2 separate regions of the Homo sapiens genome follow, and region 1 is linked to region 2. The links are chromatin loops, found by intact Hi-C in ENCODE. Cell type or tissue: transverse colon. All regions are shown on one strand. Links, peaks and the distances in the headings refer to the core of each region. The heading gives the core; the rest is flanking DNA.

The links. Peaks named below come from ENCODE experiments on the same cell type or tissue, not always from the same donor. Only the 100,000 strongest peaks of a DNase experiment are listed, where the experiment ranks them.
Region 1: it touches region 2 in a loop (4-fold over the local background); 4 of 110 quality-filtered maps call a loop at or near these places.

What each region holds. Positions count from the first base shown.
Region 1 is chr2:27,163,170-27,178,913 of GRCh38, forward strand. No RefSeq gene overlaps it. Among named protein-coding and RNA genes, the nearest start is that of TCF23, 22 kb to the left of the region's middle. RefSeq lists enhancers at 2,223-2,532, 8,352-8,646 and a silencer at 6,847-6,896. In transverse colon, for the core only: a CTCF peak has its summit at 6,881 (motif pointing right); a DNase peak (open chromatin) is centred at 6,862; H3K4me3 peaks cover 304 bases; H3K27me3 peaks cover 509 bases.
Region 2 is chr2:27,295,576-27,311,319 of GRCh38, forward strand. It overlaps TRIM54 (tripartite motif containing 54), which reads left to right. Exons shown (of 9, transcript NM_187841.3): 2 at 2,992-3,164; 3 at 3,670-3,841; 4 at 9,384-9,479; 5 at 10,009-10,242; 6 at 10,505-10,527; 7 at 10,638-10,762; 8 at 10,881-10,967; 9 at 11,312-11,860. The coding sequence ends at 10,966. It overlaps UCN (urocortin), which reads right to left and starts at 12,870. Exons shown (of 2, transcript NM_003353.4): 1 at 12,585-12,870; 2 at 11,825-12,333. The coding sequence starts at 12,320. The coding sequence ends at 11,946. It overlaps MPV17 (mitochondrial inner membrane protein MPV17), which reads right to left. Exons shown (of 8, transcript NM_002437.5): 8 at 13,917-14,406. The coding sequence ends at 14,337. RefSeq lists a silencer at 5,905-6,110. In transverse colon, for the core only: no CTCF peak of the experiment used is centred there; no DNase peak of the experiment used is centred there; H3K4me3 peaks cover 712 bases; H3K27me3 peaks cover 4,000 bases.

The DNA of each region.
Region 1 (15,744 bases), core at 4,384-8,383, 140 kb before region 2:
ACGAACTGTAACCTAGTAATAGGAAGACAGGGTGGTTCACGGTGGCTCATACCTGTAATCCCAGCACTTTGGGAGGCCAAGGCGGGTGGATCATTTGAGGTCAGGAATTTGAGACCAGCGTGGCCAACACGGTGAGACCCCATATCTACTAAAAGTACAAAAATTAGCCAGGTGTGGTGGTGCACACCTGTAATCCCAGCTACTTGGGAGGCTGAGGCAGGAGAATCGCTTGAGCCTGGGAGGCGGAAGTTGTGGTGAGCCAAGATCATGTCACTGCACTCCAGTCTGGGTGACAGAGTAAGACCCTGTCTCAAAAAAAAAAAAAAAAATGCAGACAAGATTGAAAATCTAATTTAGGAGTATGCACCTGTAACAATAGCTGAGTCTTGGCCAATCCCAGCAGCCATACTTCAACCACTCATAGATTGCTAAGTGTTCAAACTGTGTTCAAATAAGGTAAACACCAACCTGCAACCAATGCAGCTGTTTCTGTACCTCACTGCCGATTTCTGTATGCCACTTCCCTTTTTTTGTCTATAAATTTGTTCTGGCCATGAGGCATCCCTGGAGTCTCTCTGAATCTGCTGTGATTCTGGGGTCTGCCTGATTCACAAATCGTTCCTTGCTCAATTAATCTCCTTTAAATTTAATTCGGCTGAAGTTTTTTTTTTAACACGGGTAAAAAATCATCCAACTCCAAAGACTCTCTAAGGAGGCAGCCTTTCTTGGAGACACCAACTGGGTTTATGTACAACACATAATGGAGTGTCCTTTTGTAAATATCTAGGAAAACGGACCCGCATAACCCAGAATAGTCATAAGCAACAGTGGTCAAAATGGGGGTCCTTTGAAATGCCTAAAATAATTCATTTGCATGCACTATTGGAAAAAACTGGTTTTAAAACCATGCAAATTGAATGAGAGACCTACTTTCTCTTTATCCTGGATGAAATCTAATAATAATAGATTTGAAAAAAAAGTTTCAAGAGCTCTGTGGTCAGAAGTCAGCCTAACTAGAAGTTTGTGAACGAAAAATAAAATCCTAAGTCCCCCAACTGACTGAACAGACCCCCTATTGGCCAAGGGGACCCCAGAGAAACCTGAAAAACTGAATTCCCAGCCACAAAGGTGTTGAGGAATAGAGTCAAACCCTGTGAAATATTTGAAGAGATTTATTCTGAGCCAAATATGAGTGACCAATGGCCTGTGACACAGCCCTCAGAAGATCCTCAGAATATGGTGGTTGGGCCACAGCTTGGCTTTATACATTTTAGGGAGACATAAGACATCACTTGGCTGGGCACGGTGGCTCACACCTGTAATCCCAGCACTTTGGGAGGCCGACATGGGTGGATCATGAGGTCAGGAGATCGAGACCATCCTGGCTGACATGGTGAAACCCCGTCTCTACTAAAAAATACAAAAATTAACCAGGCATGATGGCGGGCACCTGTAGTCCCAGCTACTCGGGAGGCTGAGGCAGGAGAATGGCGTGAACCCAGGAGGTGGAGGTTGCAGTGAGCCGAGATAGCACCACTGCACTCCAGCCTGGGCGACAGAGCGAGACTCTGCCTCAAAAAAAAAAAAAAAAAAAAAAGACATCACTCAATACATGTAAGATGTACATTGGTTCAGTCCAGAAAGGCAGGGCAACTAGAAGCTGGTGGAGGGCTTCTAGGTCTTAGGTAGATTTAAAGATTTTTTGATTGGCAATTGGTTGAAAGAGTTAAGTTACTGTCTAAAGACTTAGAAATGTCCAGGTTAAGATAAGGGGTTGTAGAGACCAAGGTTTTATGATACAGGTGAAGCCTCCAGGTCTCAGGCTTCAGAGAGAATAGATTGTAAATGTTCTTATCAGACTTAAAGAGTCTGTTCTATCAGTAAATCCAAAAGGGAGGAGGGTATCATGAGGCATGTCTGAACCCCCTTCCCATCATGGCCTGAACTAGTGTTTCAGGTTAACTTTGGAATGCCCTTTAGGGACAGGAGGAGTCCATTCAGATGACTGGGGGTTTAGACTTTTATTTTTGGTTTACAGTGGGAAGTGAGGTCCGACATGTCTTGTTATACCCCTCCTCCCTTTTGGTGTTTAGGCACAACTGACAAGCATTGTGGTTAAAACAGGGATTATAAGACTGGCAAAAGAGAGTATCTGTGGCAATAAGATACCAAATTTTGAACAACAATCTGTTAGGCACAAACAGTTTCTCTTCAAAAGTTTCAGTTCCTGGTTCTTTGTTCTATTCTGAAAGTAATGTTACCTGTCCATCTATCAGCCCTCCCTATCTCTGTTGCACCCAAACACGTCCAAGCATGTCCCATCACCTATGTGCCCGTCCTTCCCATCAAGTGCCCACCCTTGCCTCCTTCGATGATGTCAATACTAGCCAATCGGGATTAGCTTAGATCGTGCGGTCTGACTCCAGCCAACCGGGGGAGGACCCAGGAACAGGGTCTGCATTAGGGATAAAAATGCCTGCTCTCCTTTGTTCAGTGTGCTCCCTTGCCTCTGCCTTGCATGCAGGTAGCACCCTTCTATAGAAGTAAAATTTTGCCTTGCAGAGAAGTTATCTGAGTGCTCATTTCCTTTGCAAGCTTTATTTCCTGAGCTTTATTTCCAACAAATCTAATAACCAGGCAGAATTGGGGGAAAAATAGAATTTTCAGAAATTAAAAATATGATATTTTAATTAAAGACTCAATGAATGATTAGAAACTGCTAGAGGCCATGAAAGGCAAGGGTTAAATCATACCCAACAAACCATAAAATCTCATTAACTGGGTTTTTAAAATTAACGCAGTATACTGTGGCTTACTTTCCAACCTGACTGTGGCTTAGCACCACATGGCAGATTACAGGCCCTGAAGGAAATAAAAATATTTTACTCCAAAATGTATTTGTTTGGCATACTTTGAAATGGTCCTGCAAAGCTGTCTTTCGTGGGGGAAGTTTGTATCTGTAGAGAATCTCCACCACTGCAACCAGGTCTTCCTTTCTAGGCCTTTCCAAGATCTAGGAGAGATTAACTGAGAGGCTGACACTTTAAAAAATCTGAAAAGAGACATTTACCATCTATTCTTTCTGAGGGCTGGTCCCTGTGAGGCTTCATCTCCATAATAAGGGCCTTGGCACCCGTGACTCCCTTTTTTATTTGTCATTTTTGTTGTTGTTGTTTTTAGACAGAGTCTCACTGTGTTGCCCAAGCTAGAGTGCAGCGGCATGATCTTGGCTCACTGCAAACTCCACCTTTCAGGTTCAAGGGATTGTTGTGCCTCAGCCTCCCAAGTAGCTGGGATTACAGGCGTGCACCACCAGGCCCGGCTAATTTTTGTATTTTTAGTAGAGAGGGGGTTTCACCGTGTTGGCGAAGCTGGTCTTGAACTCCTGACCTCAAATGATCCACCCATGTCAACCTCCAAAAGTGCTGGGATTACAGGTGTGAGCCACCATGCTGCCCTGACCCTCTTACCTTAACACAAGCATTCTTTTCTACTGAATTCAAGTCTTTAAGCAATAGCTTAACTCTCTCAACCATCAACTAAAGAATTTCTAAAACCCACCCATGACTTGCAAGCTCCCACTTCAAGATGTCCCAACTTTTCAGGCCAAACCAATGTATACCTTTTATGTATTGATTTATATCTTTGCCTGTAACTCCTGTCCCTCTAAAATGTGTAAAACCAAAGTGTAACCTGACTCCTCAGGCACACTTTCTCAGGACCTCTTGAGACTATTCCCCTGGCCATGGTCACTCATATGGGCTCAGAATAAACTTCTTTAATATATTTCACAGAGTTTGGTTTTTCTGTTTACAAGCCAATACCCAGGCTATATGTGAGGCTGGGGGCTCTTTGCTTTTTCTCTTTTGGATTCTGTTTCTGGGAATTTTTTTTAGTTGATTGACACCTCTTACAAAAAAAAAAGTTTGATCCCTCTGCTTTCTGGTTGGCATGATTTTGCTGATGAAAATGTAAAACTTAATTGGCTTTTTAGAAAGCTTAAAACCTCCCCAAATTGGCTCCTCTAAGATTTGTTCTTCCATTTCCTGCCACTTCTGGTCCTCTATAACCCACACTCTATAGCTCAACACTGTACAGCCAATCATTAATCAATGTTATTTCTGTAAACCAATGAGAATTCCTGACAAACAACTTTGTATCAGCCCACTCCTTGTCCTCTTTTTTGCCTTTAAAAACCTGCTTGTAACAAAGGCCCAAGCCTCCACCCATTTCTGACACTATGGTAGACTAGATGTTCAGAGAAACTCTCCTGGTACAGAAACTCAAAATGATGGCTAAAATCGTAAAAACATATTCTTAAAAGTATTGCTTGCCTGGCAGAAAAGTAAGGGAAAAGAATAAGAGAAAGAATAAGGAAGCATGTAGCAAAAAATGGTAAGCCAGCACTCAAGTCAGTGCTGCCTTTGCAATATCTGCAAATTCCTGGTGCCCAAGGCCTGGGTCTTACGGGCCACACCTGGGGACAGGAGACAACACCTAGGGCCCATTCGAAATGGGAAGTTGGATCAGAGACTCTGTCACAAAGTTGGGATCCTCAAAAGGCAACACCCTCAGTAAGGATGTTTTGTTGTGGGGGAGGCCAAAATTTTAAAGTGGTCACGATTTAGTAGTGTTTCCTGGCACAAGCAGGTGCAAACCTTCTCTGGAGGAACACGTTTTAAATTCATGCAGTGGCCAGGCACGGCCACTCACACCTGTAATTCCAGCACTTTGGGAGGCTGAAACAGACCGATGGCTTGAGCCCAGGAGTCTAAGACCAGCCTGGGCAACATGGTGAAACCCCACCTCTACAAGAAATACAAAAATTAGCTGGGTGTGGTGGCACATGCCTGTAGTCCCAGCTACCCAGGGGGCTGAGGTGGGATGACTGCTTGAGCCCCGGGGGTTGAGACTGCAGTGACCCATGATCAGGCCACTGCACTCCAGTCTGGGTGATAGAGCGAGACCTTGACTCAATAAAAATAAGTAATAAATAAATCCATGCTTTGAAGGATTCCCATGGATACAATTCCAACAACCTTGAGCTTACAACAAACAATTTTAAAAGTCAGAAGGAGGCATGTCACTCTAAATGAGCAATAGCCGTACCATTGAACTCTAGAATCACACTTGAGAGGATTGCAAATCATGTAATGTTTAGGCATAGAATATACAGTAAAGATGTTTAATAGGTTTAAGGAAAGAAAGAGAATTCTGAAAAGACAATGCAGGAATAAGAGGCTGTCAAAAATAACCAGGCAGAATTGGGAAAAAATAGAATTTCTAGAAATTAAAAATATGATATTTTAATTAGAGACTCAGTGGATGATTAGAAACTGCTAGAAATAGGTCTAGCAGCCTGGGCACAGTGGCTCATGCCTATAATCCCAGCACTTTGGGAGGCTGAGGAGGGCGGGTCAGTTGAGGTCAGGAATTCGAGCCCAGCCTGGGCAATATAGTGAAACCCCATCTCTACCAAAAATACAAAAAAATTAGCCGGGCATAGTGGCACACGCCTGTCGTCCCAGCTATTCTGGAGGCTCAGGCAGGAGAATCACTTGAGCCTAGGAAACGGAAGTTGCAGTTAGCCAAGATCATGCCACTGCACTCCAGCCTGGGCGACAGAGGGAGACTCCGTCTCAAAAAAAAAAAAGAAAAGAAAAAGAAAAAGAAATAGATCTAGCAAATCAGAAGACGGATCTTTAGAAATTAACCAGATTTCAGTTCGTAGGGAGAAAGAGATGGAAAATATAAAAAGAAGAATAGATTATAAGAGAAGACCTTCATGTCCTTGGAATAGGGAAATATTTTTTTAGAGAAGACACAAAAAGCATTAACTCTAAAGGAAAAGAGTGAGAAATTATACTACATAAAGTTAGGAGCACCTATTCATCACAAGATACCGTTGAGAGAGTGAAAAAGACAAGTTCACAGACTGGGAGAAGATACTATTTGCCATATAACTCACATATTTAAAAGGGCTTCTATCAAGAATGTATTAAAAATCCCCACAGAGCAATAAGACAGAGACTGATAATTCAGTAGTAAATGGCTAAATGGGTTAGAAACACAGTTTTTTTGTTTTTGTTTTTGTTTTTTTAAAGAGACAGAGTCTCTCTGCGTCACTCAGGTTGGAGTGCAGTGGCACCATCATAGGTCACTGCAACCTCGACCTCCTGGGCTCAAGGGATCCTCCTGCCTCAGTCTCCCAAAGTGCAGGGATTACAGGCGGGAGCCACCTCATCTGGCCTTGGTCAGGCACTTTCTAAAGAGGATATCCAAATGGCTGAACATGCTCAACTTCATTAGTTATTAGAAAAATGCAAATTGAAATCTTGAGATACTACAACACACCCACCAGAATGGTTAATATCTGTATCTGTTAAATCCAGGGTATAAACACACCTAAGGCCGGGCGCTTTGGCTCACGCCTGTAATCCCAGCATTTTGGGAGGCCTAGGCGGGCGGATCACCTGAGGTCAGGAGTTCTAGATCAGCCTGGCCAACATGGAGAAACCCCGTCTCTACTAAAAATACAAAAAAATAAGCCGGGCGTGGTGGTGCACGCCTGTAGTCCCAGCTACTCAGGAGGTTGAGGCAGGAGAATCGCTTGAGCCTGGGAGGCAGAGGTTGCAGTGAGCTGAGATTGCGCCACTGCACTCCAACCTGGGCGACAGAGTGAGACTCCGTCTCAAAAAAAAAAAAAAAAAAAAAAGATATGCATGAGAGCGCTCATAACAGCGTTATTTGTAATAGCCCCAAGCTGGAACCCTGCTTTTGTTTCCTATGGCGCTGGGGCTGAGGTTCTGCAAACCACTTTCTGCTTTGCCAGCTGGCACTTCGCTGGGCTCCACCAATAGAGGGTGCTAGAGGAAGCCCGCAAGACGGGAGGAGGGAGCGGGGATTTGCTTCTTGCAGTTTACTTCTTGCGCCCCCCTATCAAGGTGGCAACAGCTCTTTAACCCGGCAGCCCCACTTGGTTTAAGTTTCCAACTTTTTCCCCATTCTCAGAACCACCCTTGGCTGGGCGCGGTGGCTAGCGCCTGTAATCCCGGCACTTTGGGAGGCTGAGGCGGGTGGATCACTTGAGGTCAGGAGTTGGAGACCAGCCTGGAGACCACAACGAAACCCTGTCTCTACTAAAAATACAAAAATAAGCAGGACGTGGTGACACGTGCCTGTCATCCCAGCTACTCAGGAAACTGAGGCAGGAGAATCGCTTGAACCTGGGAGGCAGAGGTCGCAGTGAGCCAAGATTGTACCAAAGCACTCCAACCTGGGCAACAGAGCGAAACTCCGTCTCAATTAAAAAAAAAAAAAAAGTACAAGCCTTTAGCCTGCCCCTTCAAAGATGCCAGCACCAGTTATACAGCACTCTGTGTTCTGAAGCCTGAGTTCCACCTCGGCAGGGCTCCTCCAAGCTTCTAGGTTCCAGTAACTCCCACCTTTTTCTTTCATTAACTCCACCGCTCTACGTCCTTCAGTTGCCACCTCTCTGTTCCTTGGAATTTGTCTTTTGCCTTTGCAGTCCTTACCGTTAAATTCCCTCTGTTATAATAACTGGTGTGGTTTTTATGTTCCTAATTGGACCCTGACTCATACAACAGCCCAGATAAGATTCTTTTGGCGTCTGACCTGTTTCTGGACTACATACAGTATTACTTCCCTTTTCTTATTTTTATTTTTATTTTGAGAGGGGGGTCTCGCTCTGTCACCCAGGCTGGAGTGTAGTGGCACAATCAGCTCACTGCAGCCTCAAACTCCTAAACTCAAGGGATCCTCCCACCTCAGCCTCCCAAGTAGCTGGTACTACAGGTGCGTGCCACCATGCCCAGTTATTTCCCTTTTAAGTAGGGAATCTGAGGGCTGCAATAGTTTGCAGATCCTCACAGCCTTGCTTGGTTGATTGTCCTTGGCATCTTGGCATGGTTACAGAAACAAATCAGAGCCAAAGAAAGCTGAGAGTCTTGGGTGTGACTGTTTGCCATGGGACAGCTAGGGTCAGGCCAATCTTTATGAACATGGTACTTGCTGGACTTTTTTTTCTCTCCTGTGAATGTGCATGGGAACAGTAGTGTCTTTCCTATAGTCTTCATGACCCTCCCCAGTTGCTGGAGCAACTGAACTTGAAAATTTCCAGCTCCAGAGGCACTTTTTTTTTTTTTTTTTTTTTGAGACGAGGTGTTGCTCTGTTGCCCCCAAGGCACAATCACAGCTCACTGCAGACTTAACCTCCCAGGCTCAAGTGATCCTCCCACGTTAGTCTCCTGAGTAGCTGGAACTACAGGGGCACCACCATGCCCAGTTGATTTTTTATTTTTTAATTTTTTTGTAGAGACGGAATCTCACTATATTGCTTAGGCTGGTCTCGAACTCCTAGGCTCAAGGGATCCTCCCTCCTCGGTCTCCCAACGTGTTGGGACTACAGGCGTGAGCCAATGCACCTGGCTCAGAGGCACCTTGTTGTTACTATGGCACCATTGTGTCTGTGTGCGTTTAATGACATCATTGCAAGGGCTGATTCTTTAACCAGATTGTAAACATGTGTGCAAAAGTTGCCCCGCAAATTAACAGGAAAGTTGTGCAATTTGCAAGCAGAGCAGCATGACCTAAGGCCTTGATGGGCCATGATCTTTCAGTGTCCTTCCCCTGGCAGGTGGGTAGCAAACATTATGAATTATCATAAACCCAGTCCATCCTCCCCACCCAAAAAAAACGCCTCGTGATATATAATTTTCCTAACCGGGTTAAGTACATGATTCCTACCATTTAAATCTATGTCTAAATAAAGCAGAAGAACACAAACTGCTTATTTTAAAATCTATTTTTATTTATTCTTAGAGCCAGAATATTTTCTTAAGATTTTCGTAGTGTATAAATTCTAGATTTTGCCAGGCTTTTGGTTCTGCCCAGAGGCACTAGATTGGGCAGAAATGGATAGAAATTTCCTCTGTCTCCACTCAGATGCATGTTTTTGTCACCCCAGTTGTATTCAGTGAGCTTGTTTTCTGATTTATTTTTTTAAGTGGGACCCATTCATTTCCATTAAGGCCCTCATGAATACTATCCAGGCTGGGGCTTGGCTGTGCCTATCTTGGGGCAGAGTAGTCTCTATTATCCAGAAGATCTCCTGGCTTGATGTCTTATCTTTGCATTGTCAAATGTATTCAGCAGGCATTCATGTTATACCTGCGACAGCGGTACATCATGTCACTTCCAGATCTGGACCAGATAACTCCTGGGATCCTGGTTGTGTAGCCTGGCTATCATATCTCCCTCAGGAAAAACTAGTGTTATCAGCTCCCTTTCTTGCTTCTTTTAAGGACCTACATGGATTTTTCTGAAGTGCCACTGCACAATGCTTCCTCTTTCCAATACCTGTTAGATCTGAAAGGGGAATTGAGTCTCCCGTGGGTGCTGGGGTATGGCTGAGGGGTAGGTGTGGTCTGCAGGGCACCACGTGCAGCTTGTCTGTAGGCTCCATTAAAGACCAGTCAGGGCTGAGCACAGTGGCTCACGCCTGTAATCCCAGCACTTTGGGAGGCCGAGGCGGGCAGATCGGCGGGCAGATCACAAGATCAGGCATTCGAGACCAGCCTGGCCAACATGGTGAAATGTCGTCTCTACTAAAAATACAAAAATTAGCCAAGCGTGGTGGCACGTGCCTGTAGCCCCAGCTATTCGGGAAGCTGAGGCAGGAGAATCACTTGAAACTGGAAGGCAGAAGTTGCAGTGAGCCAAGATCACGCCACTACACTCCAGCCTGGGTGAAAGAGTGAAACTCCAACTCAAAAAAAAAACAAAAAAACACCAGTCAGATGTGCAGGGATGGGAAGATGCTGGCCTGCATGTACTCTTCATCCCCTACCTTTCCTGACATCCTCACAGGAGCCATGGAACAGCCAGAGTGAACATTCTAGCGGTGCCTCAGGCCACGCCTTCTCTCAAGATCCATATGCCACTTTCTTTTTTATGCCCCTGAGCATGAACGCAAGGATCACAGTGGAGACAACTTTTCCTCTCCTGGAAGTCTGGGACAAAGGCTGCAAGCCTCAGGTTCCCTGAGGGAACTCACCTGGCAGGCCTCCGTGGAGTCCCCTGAGAGGGAACTCCAAGGGGCTGCCCCACCACTCGCTGTATCTTGGGAGGGTCCCCCATGCTGCCACACAGACAAGAGGAGGGACTGCTCTGACTGATTCATGAGCTCCCCAGTGCATCCACTCAGGGAGACCCCTTCCCCAGACAGTGGAGGGTCATGACGGGGCAGCTTTTTAGCTGCGTCCCACCAGGATGAAACATTCATCTTCCAATTCCTGGTGTTTCACCCTGGTCCAAGAGACCCTGGCTGCCTGTTCTGAATGGGAATATCCCATCGTTAGTAAGTTAGAGAAAACTACAATCCATTTAAATGACTCAATAATCTGCAGAAGGAAAACTAAACCGAACAACTCAAACAAGTGGTTTTTAATGAGACCGAACCAAAAGAAGTAACGGAAATGTTTTTTAGCATCAACACAAAACTGTACAAGAAATTAACACACTATAAGATTTTCCTCCCCTTCTAGCAATAATATCTCAATGTCCTCTCCCAGCTAAGTCCGTGTGGTTTGAGAGGGACGAACTGCACCCCAGATCTCGATTTAGACACGACCCCATTTATGCCAAGGAGAGTCAAACCCAGGATTTTGTGGGCGTGGAAGTAAGTGTCCATCCGACTCCTCATTGCTGCTTTTCAATGATTTCTTCTCCCTTCTATTTCAAAAACACCAGGGGCTTTAGAGTTTGTACCCTCTGGTTTGTCCCCCAATATCCTTTGTTGGTGGCAACTTCTACTAAATTCTGAGTCATTCCCTGTCTTTCATTGAAGATTTTATCATCTGACTGTCTTTCTCTCTATCCTATTCTTGTCATCATTTTTTTGGTTTCAACACTCAAATGGATGATTTATCCAACATCTTGGCATCTTAGATTCTGACCTCCTCAAATGCAATTTTCTATTTTCTCTCTTCAGCCACCCATTTCTATGGTCATGCCCTTAACCTTGTCAAAACCAATAATACACCATTCTCAGAATCTCTATTTTAAGCATTCTGATTGGATATTGTGATCCCTATGTCTTATCCTTCCATCTCAGTCTCATGCCTGCAGTCCAGTATTTCTTCAGTCTTCTTGAGACCTTTAATTCATTTGCTTCCTTCTGTCTTACTAACCATCTTCCCTCGTGTCCTTACTTCCTCTTTATTCATCCCAGATTCTATGTTCATTGTTGTAATTGCTCCTTTGCAAATATCCTTATCCCTTACCCCTCCTCTCCCACTGTTTTTGCGTTGCAACATCCCGACCCTGCACGGTCTTCCCACTCTACACTTCATCTGAACACTGCTGGAAATGAATACACGATTGTGTTCACTGGCCTGCCTCAAAATTCTCAACCAAAAATCTCAAATAGGCACTCAACACTCTGTGGCAATCTTCCCTGATATGTTTTCTTTCTTACATTCTAACACATTTATTTCTCGCCTTCTTTTTTCTCCTCAGAACCTCTCAGCTTGCCATCACCACGTACTTCATGACAAAAACAAGAGCAATCAGGCAGTAATCCCCTGTTTTCAGACAGGCTGCAGTGAGCTGTGGTCGCACAAGGCTGCAGTGAGCTATGGTGGCGCCAGGCTGCAGTGAGCTATGATTTCACCAAGGTGCAATGTGGCTGTTACCACAGCTACCCATTTCCCAGCTGGCGTGTCCAGGCTCACCATGGGTGATGCGCCCCTTCCCACCAGAGGCCTGTTCTTTTCTGGGGCCAGAATCCCACCCCCTCTTGCTCTTCCAAAGGGCCTCACTCCTAAAATTATTCCCTCTGCCTTCTGCATCCTCAGCTTCTCGCCCTCCACTGGATCATTTCTCTCACGTATATTAGCATGCAAACACTCTCTAGCATGGCATCTCCCATTAAACAAAACTCCTGACCCCACTTCCCCACCTTAACTACCACCACATTTCCCTGGCCTGCTGCATAGCAAAAAAATTTAAGTGCTCTCTATTATTGCTGTCTCCATTGTCTTTCCTCACTCACTCACTCCAATCAAGAGCCCATCTCCAGCTCACTCCTACAACAGCACTGGTAAGGTTATTGGTGGCCTCCCTTTTGCCAAAGCTGATGTCGATTTCTGTGGTCTTGTGTCGCTATGTTTTTGTGTTTTGGGCATCATTTGATTTCACTACTCCATCTTTTCTCTTCTTTCCTTTTTTTTTTTTTCTTTTGAGAGACAGGACCTTACTCTGTCGCCCAGGCTGGAGTGCAGTGGTGTGATCATAGCTCAGTACAGCCTGGCAGCTCACTCCTGGCCTCAAGCAATCCTTCCACTTTGGCCTCTGGCATTACTCCCAGCTCCATCCTTCTTGAAACACTTCTCTAGGTTTCCTAATCAACTCAGTCTTCTTCCTGGCTCCTTCTCCCCGTTCTACTTCTTTTTTTTGTTTGTCTTTGTTTTGAGATGGAGTTTCGCTCTTGTTGCCCAGGCTGGAGTGCAATGGTGCGATCTCGGCTCACTGAAACGTCCGCCTTCCGGGTTCAAGGGATTCTCCTGCCTCAGCGTCCCGAGTAGCTGGGATTACAGGCGTGTGCCACCACGCCTGGCTAATTTTGTGTTTTTAATAGAGATGGGGTTTCTCCATGTTGGTCAGGCTGGTCTCGAACTCCCGACCTCAGGTGATCCACCAGCCTTGGCCTCCAAAAGTGTTGTGACTACAGGCATGAGCCACCACACCCAGCCCTCCCTGTTCTACTTCTAAACCTAAAAATAGTGTGAAGAAAATCAGCAAGGCAAAAATCACTATCAGCATAATCAAAAGGCAAGTGTCAGACTGGACAACAGTATTTGAGCTCAGGTCATAAACATAGGGATAATCTCCCTAATATTTAAAGAGCTCCTAGAAATCATTAAGAAAAAGACCAAAACCCCATAGAAAAATGGAGAAAGAATATAAACAGACAGATCTCAGGAAGGGAATACAAATGGCCAGTTAGCAACACAAAGAGAGAGGCCAGCTCATTAATAATAAAGGGAAGTGTAGATTAAAGCTACACTGAAATACTGTCTCATAGCCAGGCACAGTGGCTCACACCTGTAATTCTCAGCACATTTGGAGGCTGAGACGGGTGGATCACTTGAGGTCAGGAGTTCAAGACCAGCCTGGCGACCACGACGAAACCCTGTCTTTACTAAAAATACAAAAATTAGCTGGGCACAGTGGCGCGCACCTGCAGCCCCAGCTACTTGGGAGGCTGAGGCAGGAGAATCACTTGAACCTGGGAGGTGGAGGTTGCAGTGAGTTGCGATCATGCCACCGAACTCCAGCCTGGGTGACAGAGTGAGACTCCTTCTAAAAACAAAACAAAACAAAACAAAACAAAAAAAACCCATCTCACCTATCATATGGATAAAAACTCAAAGTTTGACAACATGCTCTATGGGAAACAGTTCTTTCTCATATTTTGCTGTGACAGTAATGTGAAAAGAGATTTTAAATGGATAAGACGAAAAGTACAAAGCAGTGTGTATTTTATGCTACCAGATCATACATCATTTCTGTTTTATTTGCATAAGATACACACACACACACACACACACACACACACACACACAAAACAATAAAAAGCAGTTACTTGTTCTAGTGGAAACTGGAGCAGATGGGGGATAAGGTGAAAGTGAGTCTTGTTTTTTTTTTTTTTTTTTTGAGATGAGGTCTTACTATGTTGCCCAGGCTAGAGTGCAGTGGCATTATCACAGCTCACTGCAGCCTTGAACTCCTGGGCTCAAGCAGTCCTTCTGTCTCACCCTCCCAAGTAGCTGGGACTACAGGCGCCACACACCACCAAGAGAGTGAATCTTTCAAGTGTATGCCTTTTTAGGTTATTTGACTTGTAAACTATATGAAATGTATAATTTTTTTTAGTTTTTTAATTTTTTTTTTTTTTTTTTTTGAGACAGAGTCTCGTCCTGTCACCTAGGCTGGAGTGCAGTGATGCAATCTCGGCTCACTGCAACCTCTGCATCTCAGGTTCAAGCGATTCTCCTGACTCAGCCTCTTGAGTAGCTGGGACTACAGGCATGCACCACCATGCCCGGCTAATTTTTGTATTTTTAGTAGAGAGAGGGGTTCACCATGTTGGCCAGGCTGGTCTCAAACTCCTGACCTCAGGCGATCTGCCCACATCAGCCTTCCAAAGTGGTAGGATTACAGACATGAGCCACCACACCTGGCCAGTTTTTAAATTTTTTATCTTTATGAGACAGTCTCACTCTGTTGCACAGGCTGGAGTACAGTGGTGTGATCGCGGCTCACTGCAACCTCTGGCTCCTGGGCTCAAGTGATCCTCTCACCTCAGCCTCCTGTAGCCTCCCTCCTGTACCTGGGACTACAGGCACATGCCACCACACGCGGCTAATTTTTGTATTTTTTAGTAGAAACAGTGTTTCATCATGTTGCCCAGGCTGGCCTTGAACTCCTGGGCTCAGCAATCCGCCCGCCTCAGCTCCCCAAAGTGCTGAGATTACAGGCATGAACAACCGCACCTGGCCAATTTTTTTTTTGTTTTGTTTAATGAGAAACAAACAAATATGAGTTCAAAGAGTTTCCTGGGGAAGTTTTTCTGTACAATAGTTCAAAGAACACAGAGAAATGCGTTTCATCTTCAAAGGAAGTTAGGGCATTATTATAAGCAGGGTGTGTAGATCCTGAATTGGACTTTAGTCCTGTACCATTCGGAGGTGATCATGATGGCCTGGATGGATGTTTATGATGACAGGCACCAGCATCACCAAGCATGCATTGATCTATTTGAATACTTTCCACCAGATCCATGACTTGGCCATGTACTGATTCCGATTTTATCAGCACGTCAGCTAACACCGTTATCTGCTTTAATCACAACTTTTACCAGAAGCATTGGCATCAGTTGGACGCTTCTAGCTGCTAGGCAGAACATACTCAAACCAAATAGCTTACACAATAAGGACAGCCATCATTTCACATAAGATGATGTCTGGAGGCCAGGTGGTCCACGATTGGCTCAGAGCCTTGATGAAGTCATCACAGATCCAGGTCCACCGATGAATTTGTCTTTCTGCCTTGCTATCCTCAGCAGGTTGATGATGCTTTCACTTTGGGTTTCAAAATAGCTGTAGCAATTCCAGACAATATGTGAAGATATGACTTGATCCAGCAAAGGAGAACAGGAGAAAAGGGGGTGCTTCTTCTCATGCATCTGTTTTTATTGGAATAATATAGAAATAAAAACTTCCTGACGTAATTTTAAGACAAAAATATGCTATATAAGTAACTGTATTACTAATTTTTTTCTTCTTTTTTTGTTTTTTGAGACAGGGTATCCCTCTGTCACCCAGGTTGGAATGCAATAGTGTGATCTCAGCTCACTGCAGCCTCCACCTCCTGGGCTCAAGCAATCCTCCCATCTCAGCCTCCAGAGTAGCTGGGATTACAGGTGTGCGCCACTATGCCCAGCTGATTTTCAAATTTTTTTTTGTAGAAATGGAGTCTTGCTTGTTGCCCAGGCTGGTCTCAAACTCTTGATCTCAAGTTATCCACCCATCTCCACCTCTCAAAGTTCTGGGATTACAGGTGTGAGCTACCTGCCCGGCCTGTTTCTTAGTTCTAATAGTATTTTTGGTGTATTCTTTGGGATTTTCTATATACAAAATCATGTTGTATGCAAATGCAGGT
Region 2 (15,744 bases), core at 9,458-13,457:
GATTACGGGCATGAGCCAGCGCGCCTGGTCTCAAAACATTTGTTGAATGTTAAGTAATGAGTATCCCTGCCTTTGTGGCTCAGGAAGAGGAAGGGTGCAGTGAGGGATGGAGGTTGGGGAGAGCGGCTGCCCAAGAGTTTATCTTTGCTGTGGGATATAGGTCCCCCTTCCTCCCATTCAAATATCTCTATATGCTTGCCATCAGCAAATCAAAGATAAGAAAGACAGGAGACTGCAGCCTTAGAGTTCTCCCAACACCTCTTTCCTCACTTGGGTTCTAAATATTGAAAAGTAATTGTATTAAGCAAACAAAAGGCAAGTGATTATACACTTTAACGCATTCCCTAAACTAAACTCAACAATATTCATACATTTCTAGCTACTGAGAAGGCAGATGTACAAACATGCCTTGAATTATCTCAAACTAATCTGCCCCAGGTTTATGATGGGCTTAAAGGTTAACATGATTCTCAAGAAATCCCAAGAAAGATGTGATATTTATGGCACACACCAGTTACTCTCCCCAAGATAAGCTGCTCACTTCACAGTGGGTCCACGTTTCCTGCCTTGCCTACAGCCCTTGCTACCAAAGGATCAAACAAGACCCTTGACTTGGCTGCACTCTGTGCATGATGGGGTGTTGCTGCACACACGCAAGGGGCCTTCCAAACTGTCTTCTGGTTTGTGTATGGTGTAAGGGTTTGGAGAAGTTCATGCATCCCAGTTGTAGGAAGTGCATCTCACTATGCTAGCTCATAGGTGACCACTGTCTCCATTACTCTCTAGGAATGCATAATCTTCCAGCCAGTTGGGATTAGGTTCTGTTCTAAGTGGCAGAAACCCCAGAATAACAGTGGCTTAAAGAGGGTAAAAATTTGCTTTATTCTCAAGTGAAAGTATGGGTGGACAGTGCAGGACTGCCTCATCAGAGACCTCCTTTCATCTCGTTACCATTCTCAACATGTGGCTGCCACTTCATGGCTCAAGACGGCTGCTTCAACTTGAGCCATCCCGTCTTCTTTCCAGCCAGCAGGCAGGAGAAAAGGGGAGGAGCAGGGCATGCCCCTCCCATGAAAGACGGTTTGTGCAATTTCCTACAAATTACACAAAACATTTGCATCTACATCCCAGAGCACAGCCAATTGGCCACACCCAGCTGGAAGGGAGGCTTAGATTCATGGGTTTTTTGGTTTGTTTTTTTGAGATGGAGTTTCCCTCTGTTGCCCAGGCTGGAGTGCAGTGGTACTATCTCAGCTCACTGCAGCCTCTGTCTCCTGGTTTCAAGCAATTCTCCTGCCTCAGCCTCCCAAGTGGCTGGGACTACAGGTGTGCACCACCGTGCCCAGCTAATTTTTTTATTTTTAGTAGAGATGAGTTCTTGCTATGTTGCCCAGGCTGGTCTCAAACTCCTGAGCTCAAGTGATCTGCCCACCTCGGCCTCCCAAAGTGCTGGGATTACAGGCATGAGCCACCACACCCAGCCCTTTATACCATGTGTCTTGTTAAAACTCAGGGCACTTATTATTAAAGAAGAAAAGGTGGTGAACGTCAGGGTACAATAAGCAGTGTCTGCCAGTCTTTCATCTCTGCATCTCCCCACACATAGACTCTTTTCTCTGTAGACCAGCCTTCTCTGTTCAGTTTCTGACCCCTTACACTTTCCAGGGTGGCCGTGATGTCAGCTCTTAGCCCAATTCCACAGGTCTATTCAATTCCTAAGCAGAACATGGCGTAGCCAGCTAAGCCCCTGAGTCTCAAGTCCAAATTCTTAGGAGAGAATATTTGATTGGTTCTGCTTGGGTCAGGTGATCACCTCCTTAGCTCTGAATCAATCATCTGTGGCAGGGATCTCCCTTCTAGGATAGGATGGAGCAACTACTCTAGGCAAGAGATGTAAGCCGGAGGAAGTGATGGGTGTCTGTTAAGTCCTCCTTCTGAGCCTACCCCTATCACAACACCCATCCTGCTGGATGCAGTTGTCAGGTGCTTGTCCTTAGGACAGGATGCATTTTCTTTGTATCTTTAACTCAGAGTCCAGCAACTACCTGGCACACTATAAATGAATAATTTTATCCTCAGCTTTACAGAGGTTGAATACCTGCCTAAATTTATATACTTAAGAGGTTGGGCATGGTGGCTTACGCCTATAATCCCAGCAATTTGGGAGGCCGAGGTGGGAGGGTCACTTGAGGTCAGGAGTTTAAGACCAGCCTGGGCAACATAGTGATACTTCATCTCTACTAAAAATAAAAAAAATTATCTGGGCATGGTGGCACACACCTCTAGTCCCAGCTACTCAGAAGACTGAGATGGGAGGATTGCTTGAGCCCAGGAGGTCGAGGCTGCGGTGAGCTGTGATCCCACTACTGCACTCCAGCCTGGGCATCAGAGAAAGAACCTGTCTCAAAAAAAAAAAAAAAAAAAAAGGCCGGGGGGAGGGCATCAGAGATAGCACAAGAACCCAGGACTCCTGACTTCCAGTTCCTGGAGCAATTTTCTAGAATTACCTGGCTAGTTACAGTTTGTGAACCCCATTGTTGAGCACTTGTATCTGCTTGTACCCCTGCCCAGGACTGCAGAGAATCTCCTCCAGTTGTGGCCCAAGAGGGCCCCAGACTGGAAGACATTGGTCGCACCACTCAGAGTTCATTTCCTGCCTCAGCCTTATTGCCAAGACCAATGTCTCCCCATGGCTCCAAGCTGGACCCCTTTGGAGAGATCCCATCCTGACTATGCCTTGACCAAAGCTGAGTTCTGGATGCAGGGGCACTCTAGGAGGTGGGCTGAATAATGAGGCAAAGGTGGGAAGCAGGGTCTCCATGGCCGTCCACCGTGCGCTGCTCTCAGAGGTGGATCCAGCCACAGAGAAGAGCTGACATCTTCCCCTCCATCAAGTTCCTACTCCCTAGCCCCCAAGCCCTTTCCCCCTGCCTCCTCCGAGTCCCTTCATGCCTCCCCGTGCCTGTTCTCTCAAGCCATCTGTCCCTGCAGGCCTCGAATCCTCTATGGCAGTCCCGGGGCTCCACCACTGTGTCTTCAGGAGGCCGTTTCCGCTGCCCATCGTGCAGGCATGAGGTTGTCCTGGACAGACACGGTGTCTACGGCCTGCAGCGAAACCTGCTAGTGGAGAACATTATCGACATTTACAAGCAGGAGTCATCCAGGTGAGCCACCAGAGTCTCTTGCCTCTCTCATGACAGGGCTTGGGACACAGCCAAGGAACCCATCAGAGCCAAAAGGGAGAGATTGAAACGGTCAACCTGCCTGTTCTGTCTAGAGACCATAGGACTGGATCCGGAGAGGGACTTGCCTCAGGCCTCCCAGAGAGGGCAGTCTCTGATTCCCTAGCCAGTACTTCACTCCTACCCTCTCCTCCTGGGAGAGGCTGGCAGTCCACCAGCAAGATCCTCGCTAACCCTCCAAGACTTCCTGTCCTGTGGGACTTCCCTGCCCCCTTGTAATACAGACTGTTCTCGGATCCAGGCCTCCTCTATCTCTTAGCTCCTTCTGTTCCCCAAATTCAGAGCTCTGTGGAAGTACTCACCAGTTCAGCCACAGCACTAGCTGCAGGGGCGGAGAAGGTGGTGGCAGTTGGTGGAGGCTGAAGAGAAGGTATTCCTAGGACCCTTCATGCTTAAGGTCCACCTCCCCCTGCCCACTCCTCTCTAGGCCGCTGCACTCCAAGGCTGAGCAGCACCTCATGTGCGAGGAGCATGAAGAAGAGAAGATCAATATTTACTGCCTGAGCTGTGAGGTGCCCACCTGCTCTCTCTGCAAGGTCTTCGGTGCCCACAAGGACTGTGAGGTGGCCCCACTGCCCACCATTTACAAACGCCAGAAGGTATCAAACAGGGGAGGGAGTAGATATGTGAGAGATGGGGGCTTAGGACAGGGTCTCAGTGTCAGCCTCTTACTCCACTTATCTTTTGTTTACTTATTTCTTTATTTATTTAGAAACAGGATCTCACTCTGTTGCCCAGGCTGGAGTGCAGTGGCACAAACACAACTTACTGCAGCCTTGATCTCCCGAGCTCAAGTGATCCTCCCATCTTAGCCTCGCAGAACACTAAGATTATAGATGTGAGCCACCGCACTCAGCCCTATCTATCTATCTATCTATCTATCTATCTATCTATCTATCATATTTTGAGATGGAGTCTCGCTCTGTCGCCCAGGCTGGAGTGCAGTGGTGCAGTCTTGGCTCACAGCAACCTCAGCCTCCCGGGTTCAAGCTGTTCTTATGCCTCAGCCTTCCAAGTACCTGGGATTACAGGCATGTGCCACCACACCCAGCTTTTTTGTTTTTTGGTTTTTTTTTGACTCCTGGCCTCATGTGATCCGTCCACCTTGGCCTCCCAGAGTGCTGGAATTACAGGTGTGAGCCACTGCGCCCAGCTCCATTTATTTATTTTTTAAGAGATGTGGGGATCTCTGTCGCGCAGGCTGGAATGCACTGGTATGATTGTGATTCACTGCAGCAGCCTTGAACTCCTGGGCTCAAGTGATCCCTACCACCTCAATCTCCCAAGTAGCTGGAACTACAGGCATGTGCCACCATGACCAGCTAATTATTTTATTTTATTTATTTATTTATTTGTTTATTTATTTATTTTGAGATGGAGTTTTGCTCTTGTTGCCCAGGCTGGAGTGCAATGGCACGATCTCGGCTCACTGTAACCTCTGCCTCGCAGGTTCAAGCAATTCTCCTGCCTCAGCCTCCAGAGTAGCTGGGATTATAGGCGCCTACCACCATGTCCAGCTAATTTTTTGTATTTTTAGTAGAGACGGGGCTTCACCATGTTGGCCAGGCTGGTCTGGAACTCCTGACCTCAGGTGATCCACCCACCTTGGCCTCCCAAATGCTGGGATTACAGGCGTGAGCCCCTGCGCCCGAACCTAATTTTTTATTTTTACATAGAGACAGGGTCTCAGGCAGGGCACAGTGACTCACACTTGTAATCCTTTGGGAGGATACTACTAATAATAATATTTATTAGTAGTAGTAGTACTAATAATAATATTTATTAGTAGTAGTAGTACTAATAATACTTTAGAAGAGCGAGGCAGGGGGATTGTTTGAGTCCAGGAATTTGAGACCAGCCTGAGCTGTGTAACATAGTGAGACCCTTGTCTCTACAAAAAATTAGCTGGGCATGGTGGCATGCCTGTAGTCCCAGCTACTCGGGAGGCTGAGGTGGGAGGATCACTTGAGCCCGGGAGGTTGAGGCTGCAGTGAGCCATGATTGCACCACGGCACTCCAGCCTGGGTGATAGAGTGAGACCTTGTCTCAAAAACAAACATACAATATTAAAAAGAGACAAGATCTCACTGTGTTGCCCAGGCTTGTTTTGAATTCCTGGGCTCAAGCCATCCTCCTGCCTCTGTTAGAGGAAAGAGGTCTTGACACAGACCCCAAGACAGGGTTATTGGATCTCGCGCAAGAAAGAATTCAGGGCTAGTCCATAGAGTAAAGTGAAAGCAAGTTTATTAGGAAAGTAAAGGAATAAGACAATGGCCACTCCATAGACAGAGCAGCCCCTAGGGCTGCTGGTTGCCCTCTTTTTTTTTTTTTTTTTTTTTTAGATGGAGTTTCGCTCTTGTCGCCCAGGCTGGAATGCAATGGCGCGATCTCAGCTCACTACAACCTCCGCCTCCCAGATTCAAGCGATTCTCCTGCCACAGCCTCCCAAGTATCTGGGATTACAGGCATCCGCCACCATGACTGGCTAATTTTTGTATTTTTAATAGAGACAGGGTTTCACCATGTTGGCCAGGCTGGTCTCAAACTCCTGAACTCAGGTGATCCACTCTCCTTGGCCTCCCAAAGTGCTGGGATTATAGGTGTGAGCTACCGGGTCCAGCCTGGTTGCCCATTTTTGTGGTTATTTCTTGATGATATGCTAAACAAGAGGTAGATTATTCATGCCTTCCCTTTTTAGAACATATACGGTCACTTGCTGACATTGCCATGGCATTAGTAAACTGTCATGGAGCTAATGGGAGTGTAGCAGTGAGGACCACCAGAGGTCGCTCTCATTGGCGTCTTGGTTTTGGTGGGTTTTGGCCGGCTTCCTTACTGCAACCTGTTTTATCAGCAAGGTCTGTATGACCTGTATCTTGTGCCGACCTCCTATCTCATCCTATGACTTAGAATGCCTTAACCATCTGGGAATGCAGCCCAGTAGGTCTCAGCCTCATTTTACCCAGCCCCTATTCAAGATGGAGTTGCTCTGGTTCAAACGCCCCTGACACCTCAGCCTCCCAAAGCGTTACTCCACTTAGTTTTAAAGTCAAGCAGGCCGGGCGGTGGCTCACACCTGCAATCATAGCACTTTAAGAGGCCGAGGCGGGCGGATCACCTGCGATCAGGAGTTCGAGACCAGCCTGACCAATATAATGAAACCCTGTCTCTACTAAAAATACAAAAATTAGCCAGGTGTGGTGGCATGTGCCTGTAATCCCAGCTACTTGGGAGGCTGAGACAGGAGAATCGCTTGAACCCGGGAGGCGGAGGTTGCAGTGAGCTGAGATTGCGCTATTGCATTCCAGCCTGGGCAACAAGAGCAAAACTCCATCCAAAAATAAATAAATAGGCCAGGCGCGGTGGCTCACGCCTGTAATCCCAGTACTTTGGGAGGCCAAAGTGGGTGGATCACGAGGTCAGGAGATCGGGACCATCCTGGCTAACACGGTGAAACCCCATTTCTACTAAAAATACAAAAAACTTAGCCGGGCGTGGTGGCAGGCGCCTGTAGTCCCAGCTACTCGGGAGGCTGAGGCAGAATTGTTTACCTGGGAGGCAGAGCTTGCAGTGAGCCAAGATCGGGCCGCTGCACTCCAGCCTGGGCGACAGAGCGAGACTCCGTCTAAAAATAATAATAATAATAATACCTAAAATAAAATAAGTAAATAAAAATAAAATCAAGCAGATTAAGCCAGGCGTGGTGGCTCATGCCTGTAATCCCAGCACTTTGGGAGGCCAAGGTGAACGGATCACTTAAGGTCAGGAGTTCCAAACCAGCCTGGCCAACATGGTGAAACCCTTTCTCTACTAAAAATACAAAATTAGCTGGGCATGGTGGCAGTCGCCTGTAATCCCAGCTACTCGGGAGGCTGAGGCAGGAGAATCACTTGAACTCCAGAGGCGGAGGTTACAGTGAGCTGAGATTGCGCCATTGCACTCCAGCCTGGGCAAAAAGAGTGAAACTCTGTCTCGAAAATAAAATAAAAGTCAAGCAGATTGGAGTCAAAGTCCTAGCTCTGTGCTTGACTTGGTGTGTCACCTAGGTATGTTACTGGACCTTTGTGGCCCTCACTTTCCTCATGTGTAAAATTAGGGTGAAAATGCCTACTTGTGAAAGTAGCTATAAGGATAAAATTCGATAATGGATGAAAGCAGAGACTTCAGTATGGTGGGTGAGATACTTGCAGGGTCCTCTCTATCACACAACTAGATTCTGTGTAAAACAGAATTTTCAAATTATATTGCTTGGTACATAGAAGCAAAGGAAATCAGTGGGGGTGGGGAGGGGCGAAGAGAAAAGGCGGAGCTGAAAGCAGAACCCTGAGTGGCAAGCACAGAAAAGGCAGCATTTCGCAGAGGACCAGTGCTGGCAATGTCACTGAGCTAGAGAGACCAGACTATTCCTCCAAACCCCTAAAAGGAGGGGTACCTGCAGCTAAGATTCCAGAGACCCGGCTGGGCGCAGTGGCTCACGCCTGTAATCTCAACACTTTGGGAGGCCGAGGCGGGCGGATCACTAGGTCAGGAGTTTGAGACCTGGCCAACATGGTGAAATCCCGTCTCTACTAAAGATACAAAAAATTAGCCGGGCGTGGTTGCAGGCCCTGTAATCCCAGCTACTCGGGAAGCTGAGGCAGGAGAATCGCTTGAACCCAGGAGGCGGAGGTTGCAGTGAGCTGAGATCACGTCATTGCACTCCAGCCTGGGCAACAGGGAGAGACTCCGTCTAAAAAAAAAAAAAAGTTTCCGGAGACCGTAGGTTAAACTAGGATCCTAGGAGCTAAAGCAGTAAATTGCGCCACCTGGCTTTCAACAGAGGCAAATGCAAATACTGCCTAGAGGAAAATATGCACAATTTAGGCCCGTAGGTATTCCCTAGATTAATTAATATCAATAAAATATTAGATCACAATTGAAGGTGCACAGAGAAACGTAATCCATGAGTGAAGTCAGCAGAAACAAAAAATACAGATTTAGGACCCCCCACAAAAGCAACTGAGATATTGGAATTATTAAATAATTGGAAGTCACTATAAATCAAATGCTTTTTAAAAAAAGATGAAAAATTTTAAAAACCAAACAATAATAGAATATCAAAAACCAACCATGTAGCTGGGTGTGGTGGCTCACGCCGGTAATCCCGACACTTTGGGAGGCTGAGGTGGGAGGATCACTTGAGTCCAGGAGTTGGAGACCAACCTGGGGAAATGTTGAAACCCCGTCTACAAAAAAATATAAAAAATTAGCCGGACGTGGTGTCATGCGCCTGTAGTCCCAGCTACCTGGGAGGCTGAGGTGGGAGGATCACCTGAGCCTGGAAGGTCGAGGCTGCAGTGAACTGAGATCGAGCCACTGCACTCCAGCCTTGGTGACAGAGTGAGACCTTGTCTCAAATATATATATATAGATAGATAGATAGATAGATAGATATAGATATACAGATATATATATATATATAGATAGATAGATATAAAACATTCAACAGATGGCTGGGCATGGTGGCTGGAACCTGTAAACCCAGTGACTAGGGAGGCTGAGGCAGGAGGACAAGGCCTGGTGTTCGAGACCAGCCTGGGTGACAGAGCAAGACTCCGTCTCAAAAAAAATTTAAAAAAAAATCAACGAATGAATTGAATGATAGATTTGTCTGAAAACAGAACTAGTGACCAGTATGAGAGGACTGAAAGAAAAACAGAACGTGCAGTTCTGGGAGATGATGAGAAGGCTGAGAGTGAGAAGGTCTAACAGGTCTAATCAGATTCCCAGAATGAGAGGATAAAGAGAATAGAGAAGAGGCAATATTATGCCAATGGATAATCTTGAAGACTTTCTCAGAATCGATGCAAGAAATGAATCTACAGATAAAGTATCTAGCCCAGTGTCTGGTATCTGGTGGATGTTTGGAGACTGTCTGTTCCTTCCCCACTTAGTGGTGGAGGGCTTCTCTCCACCTCCTTCCAGAATCACTAGAATGTGCTTCCGTACCTCTTGATGGTTCAAGCCTTCTAGATTGCTGTAGATGCCCTTATGGGGGGTGAGGTGGAAGGGCCAGCCCTCTCCTAGGCAACCCTGGCTGGGGTGAGGGGTGTAGCTCTAGGCCAGGTCCCAGCTCTGAGTGCTGACCTGTGTGTGTATCAGAGTGAGCTCAGCGATGGCATCGCGATGCTGGTGGCAGGCAATGACCGCGTGCAAGCAGTGATCACACAGATGGAGGAGGTGTGCCAGACTATCGAGGTGAGCCTGGGCTGGAGGGAGGGAGGAACAGCAACTGGCTAGCCTGCGGACCCCGGGCTCCCAAGAGAACTGCTCCTCTCTGACCTCTCGCCAAACTGGTCTGAAAGTTTCTGGGGTCCTGGGAGTGGTGGGAGGTGCTTTTGCCAGGCTGCTGGGTGTGCATTCCAGCTTTGCCGCAAAACTTTAATCCAGTTATTTAACTTCTCTGTGCTTTGGTTTTGTTTAACCTCATAAAACAGTGATGATGATAATGATACACCAGCTACCTCATGGGTTCTTTTTGAGAATTAAATGGAATAATGCAAATAAAAACCAGGGCTAGGGATATAGACAGCAATCAGTGAAGCTACTTTAAAGCATTGTGTTTTTATTATGGAAAAGATCTGGGCTGGGTTCTGGCTCAGCCACTAACTCACAGTGTCACTACGGATGGGTCACTTTCTGTGTTGGTTCTCTGTGAGTACCCTGTGCTTTCCCAGCCACCGGGTCTCAGCCACGCCTTCCCTCATCCTTGCTCCCCATCTTTTAGGACAATAGCCGGAGGCAGAAGCAGTTGTTAAACCAGAGGTTTGAGAGCCTGTGCGCAGTGCTGGAGGAGCGCAAGGGTGAGCTGCTGCAGGCGCTGGCCCGGGAGCAAGAGGAGAAGCTGCAGCGCGTCCGCGGCCTCATCCGTCAGTATGGCGACCACCTGGAGGCCTCCTCTAAGCTGGTGGAGTCTGCCATCCAGTCCATGGAAGAGCCACAAATGGCGCTGTATCTCCAGGTGGGCTCTAGGGGAGGGTGGCAGCGCTGCACAGTGGCTGGAGTCAGGGCCTTGGTACCTGGAGTCCCGGGTTCAAGTCTTGTCTCTTGCACCTGCTTGCCCCTACGACCTTGGGCAAGTCACCCCCTCTGAGTTCGTTTTCTGCTTAACGAATTGGGACGTGCCTTCCCACCTACCCCGCAGGACTGTGGTGAGATTCAGAAATGGGACTTTGCCCAGGTTGGCCCAGTGCTTACTCTCACCCTCCTTTTCTTCCCTGCAGCAGGCCAAGGAGCTGATCAATAAGTGAGTAGGCATAGCGGGAAGGGAAAGGAGGGGGCTGCACTGCTCCACTGGCTGGGGTGGGGCTTGAGAGTGCTGGGGCATTGCCAGCTGAGTCCGTGTGGCCACTGCAGGGTCGGGGCCATGTCGAAGGTGGAGCTGGCAGGGCGGCCGGAGCCAGGCTATGAGAGCATGGAGCAATTCACCGTAAGGGTGGAGCACGTGGCCGAAATGCTGCGGACCATCGACTTCCAGCCAGGTGAAGGAGGTGGCCGAGGGCCGCTGAGACGGGTTCGGACCCTCTGTGTGGGGGGTGCGGCGGGCACGATGGCCGTAAAGGCAGGGACTCCACCTCACCAGGCCTTCCTTGGGCTCAGGCGCTTCCGGGGAGGAAGAGGAGGTGGCCCCAGACGGAGAGGAGGGCAGCGCGGGGCCGGAGGAAGAGCGGCCGGATGGGCCTTAAGGTGAGAGCCGCCCGATGGGCCTTAAGGTGAGAGCGGCCTGAGGGGCTTGGGGTGGGGCCTGGCTGGTGTGCTCGCGTCCCCTCCCCCAGTGATTGCCCTCCCTGCGGGTAGCGTGGAGCCCCCACTCCTCGGTGCAACCCAACCCCGGAGCCACAAAGGCGCGCCCCCTAGGGCGGAAAAGTACACTTTCCTCCTCACCCGCTGTTCCTCTGGGGTGCTGGGAGGGCAGGCAAGGCAGGCTGAGTAGAGGAGAAACCCACGTGGCGGGGGACGGAGTGAGCGGGGCTCGAGCTGCCTCGTGCCTTCGCAGCACCCGCCCACCGAGCCTTCTTTCCCGGGCACAGGCCTGCGCCGACCCGACCCTGCTCGAGAGCCCGCGCTAGAGTCGGGGAGGATCTGCGCAGAGACCGCAGCATCACCCAAATCGGCGCCGGCCCCGGGAGGATCTCAATAAAGAACTCGAGCGTCCCAGACCCGTATCTCCTTTCGCTGCCCAACCCCGCAGCCTGGGCTTCGAAGGCGACCCGCCCACCATCCTGCCCTTCCCAGAACCTGAGACCGTCTGGGGGGCGGAAGCCAAATGAACCCCTATTGGGCACCTCTGTGATGCCAGGAGCGAACTGGTGAGCCCAGCGCCCTGGGAAGAGGGCCGAGGGCGGGGCGGTGGTGCCGGGACCTCTGAGGTCCTGGGGATTTGGGGACCCTTGGGGTCCACATGCACCTGGCTGACCTGGCTGAAAGCCGCTGTCTCGGAGCCCCCCACAGCATTTTGTTCCCCTCCCGCTGGCCCGGGGGCCCCACCTTCCCACGGGTTCCCACGCTGCTGTGACTGCCCTGCCTCTACGACAAAAGCCAACGGGTCTTCAGTACTTTTATTAAAAAATAGTCACGCAGACAGTGCCCTGGTGGCTCTGCCCCGCATCCCAACTCTGGGGTGGGGGAAAGGGGTCAACGTTTTCGCAGCCCCAAACCGGGCCATCACTTGCCCACCGAGTCGAATATGATGCGGTTCTGCTCGGCGCGCTCCCGCTGGCTCTGCGTCCGCGCCAGCTCCAGCAGGGTCCGCAGCAGGTGAAAGGTGAGGTCAATGGACAGAGAAGGGTTGTCCCGCCGCGGCCGCTCGCCTGCCGTCCCGAGTCCCAATCGGCCGGGCCCCGCGCGGCGCGGGAAGCGCTCCGCCAGCAGCAAGAGGAGCGCGCGGGCCCCGCCACCCTGGTTCCGTGCCCCGGGGCTCCAGCGCAGACTCGGGTCCTGGACCCCGGCCGCCTCGGGGCTCCTCTGGCTGCTCCCAGGGCACAGCTGTACCAGGAGCAGCAGCGCGGCCAGCAGCGCTGCGCGTCCCGCCTGCCTCATGGTGCCGCCGGCCCTGGACACACAGGGGCAGCGCAGGGTGAGGTGCGCCTGGGACAGCTGCAGGCCGCCGCTCCCCTCCCCGCGCTCGCCCGGCGACCCCTCCGGCCGCCGCCCAATGCCCGCAGCCTGCCCTCCAGCCCCAGCCACTGCGCCAGTGCTGTTCCATCCCTTCCACCCAGCCTCCCTCCCCGGAGGAGCGTGGTGGCTGAGCTGAGCGGAGTCCTGGTGCAGGGGGAGGCTGGGCGGACGCTCTGAGCCACTCACAGGTTGTCGGCGAGCGTCTGTACGGTCCAAGATTGAGCTCCAGTCTCTGTCCCTCGGGGCAGGCTGAAGACGCCTTGGGGAACACAGGGTCTGTCCCGGGGCTGTCGCCAGCCTTATATAGTGCCAGGACAGCTCCGACTGACGTCAGCGAAGAACATGCACTGATTGTAGAAGCAATGACAGCCACAGCTTCGAGTCTGACGGCTGGCGGGCCCCCGGAGGGGCGCACCTCCCTACACCAGCCTTCGTGCCCCTGGGGCTAGCGCTGGAAGCAGCACTGGACGCAGGAAAGCGAGAAGCCGGCTGGGGCGTAAAGACTGCTCTGGGACCCACGGGAGTCCCTCGCCCCGCTTAGAACAGCCAGCAATGACTAGGGCCGTCCCCAGACCAGACTAGTCCGGGTCGCGTGTTCTGACACACGAAAGGGAGGCGGGACCGTGAGGCTGTCCATGGTGCTGACCCCGTCCTCTGCCTCTAGAAGTGGCCAGAAATGTGAGAACGCTGTGCCGCTGGAACCCACTGCCTCCCTGCAGCTATCAGTTCTGCAAATGCAGGCATCAGGAGTCCACCGCTGGCACTCAGCCAACACAGTGGGACCCACTGAGAGGCAGTCTGCCACAACCAAAGTCTCCCAGCATTCTTATCTTTTTCCAGCCCCAGGATCCAAATTGTAGGGCTGTCTGACAGGCACCATGTAACAGAGGGTCTCTAGCATCCGAGTGCTTTCAGACCACAAATGGCTGGCCCATCTGCTTTTGAGTTTGCCAAAGTAGTTTAGCAAAGTTCAGTTTCTCTCCTGGGAATCATAGCAGCAGTGTAACTCTGCCCATGAGCAGCAAAGAAATATGGGTTCAAGTTTCTGCTAACTCCTGGTGTGGACAGGTCACCTCCCTCCTACCAACCTCAGGGTCCTCATTTGTAAGACTGGGCTTGGCCAGGCGCGGTGGCTCACGCCTGTAATCCCAACACTTTGGGAGGCCGAGGCAGGCGGATCACGAGGTCAGTAGTTTGAAACCAGCCTGGCCAATATGGCGAAACCCCATCTCTACTAAAAATACAAAAATTAGCCGGGCGTGGCGGTATGCGCCTGTGGTCCCAGCTACTCAGGAGGCTGAGGCAGGAGAACTGCTTGAACCCAGGAGGCGGAAGCTGCAGTGAGGCAAGATCGCGCCACTGCACTCCAGCCTGGGAGACAGAGCAAGACCCTGTCTCAAAAAAAAAAAAAAAAAAAAAAAAAAAAATTGGGCTTGGTGGTCTCTTGGCTTCTTTCCAGCTCTAGAAATGACTCCCCAATAGTTTTCTGCTTAAAAACTTACTCATTACCACTGCAGATTCCGGATTACATATTTAATAACATATTTACTGAGGCACCATATAAAGGGTTCCGGGAGTCTCTAAAGAGCTGGAGCTACAAGAAGCCTAGGCAGGGTTAGAGTAACAAATGTGTCTATGAAGAGTGGGGATGAGTGGCATTTGCTGGGATATGGGTGTAAAGTTGATAAGGTCATGAAGGTTCAACAGATATTTATGGAGTGCCTAGTATGTGGTGGGAATAAGACTATTATCAAGGGCTCTAAAGCAGTCAGTGTACATTTTAGAGTGAAGAGGGGCATTGCAGGGTGCTAGTCCTCTTAAGCTCTGACCGGCAACCCAACCCCGTGGAAACTGGTATGCCCACTTTGAGGAGGTTGTCTGACCGTTCCAGGGTCAAGCTGCATCACTGCAAGGTGGAAACGATGGAGTGAGGCAGGCTTAGAGCCGATGTGCCTTCCAGGACAGGTAGGAGTTCCAGATAACAGCAACACATTGGACAACGGCCAACCTAAGGAACAGGAATAACACAATGAAGAGGAGGAAGGCTAAGCAGTGAGCAAGGGCTGGAGATGGGAGCATGAAATGGCAAAGGAGGGATCATGACAAAGGATTGGCAGGTTTAGGTCTCTTTCCTTCAGCACCTTTTTTTTGAGATGGAGTCTCCTCTGTTGCCCAGGCTGGAGTGCAGTAGCACAATCTTGGCTCACTGCCTCCCGGGTTCAATCAATTCTCGTGCCTCAGCCTCCCAAGTAGCTGGGACTACAGGTGTGCTCCACCACACCTGGCTAATTTTTGTATTTTTAGGAGAGACAGGGTTTCACCATGTTGGCCAGGCTGGTCTCGAACTCCTGACCTCAAGTGAGCCACCCACCTCGGCCTCCCAAAGTGCTGGGATTACAGGTGTGAGCCACGACACCCAGCCCTTTCAGCACCCTATGAAGGGCCTGTGTGGCTTGCACTAAAGGACAACTGGCTCAAATTCTAGTGCCATCCCAGAGCTCTGTTTCCTGGCTGAGAGCCTCAAAGGCTAAATATTCAGCGGCTCTCTTGCCATGCATAGCTCTGTTAATCACAGAAAGGGCCCCTATCTGGGCCCCTTCTAAGTTCATTGATCTGTCTTGTACCAGCTGAGATTTCATCTTCCGAAATGTACGGACTATCATATAAAGTAGCATCTTTCTGTTTTAAATTAACCTTGCTCTGGTTTCAAAGAGTGTTGCAAAGGACCCTAATGTTTAGGATTTGGTTCATAAGTCTGTATTCCTTTTTTGTTTTTTCGGGTTTTTTTTGAGACGGAGTCTCGCTCTGTTGCCCAGGCTGGAGTGCGGTGGCAAGATCTTGGCTCACTGCAACCTCCGCCTCCCAGGTTCAAGCGATTCTCCTCCCTCAGCCTCCCGAGTAGCTGGGACTACAGGCACCTGCCACCACACCCAGCTAATTTTTGTATTTTTAGTAGAGACAGGGTTTCAACATATTGGCCAGGCTGGTCTCGAATTCCTGACCTTGTGATCCACCTGCCTCAGCCTCCCAAAGTGTTGGGATTACAGGCGTGAGCCACTGTGTCCAGCCTTTTTTTTTTTTTTTTTTTTTTTTTTTTTTGGAGACAGGGTCGTCTCACTCTGTCACCAGGCTGAAATGCAGTGGCACAATCTCAGTTCACAGCAACCTCCATCTCACAGGCTCAAGTGATCCTCCCACCTCAGCCTCCCGAGTAGCTGGGACTACGGGCACATGTTACCATGTGACTGGCTAATTTTTTGTATTTTCTGTAGAGATGAGGTCTCACTATATTGCCCAGGCTGGTGTGAAACTCCTGGACTCAAGCAAACCTCTTGCCTCAGCCTCC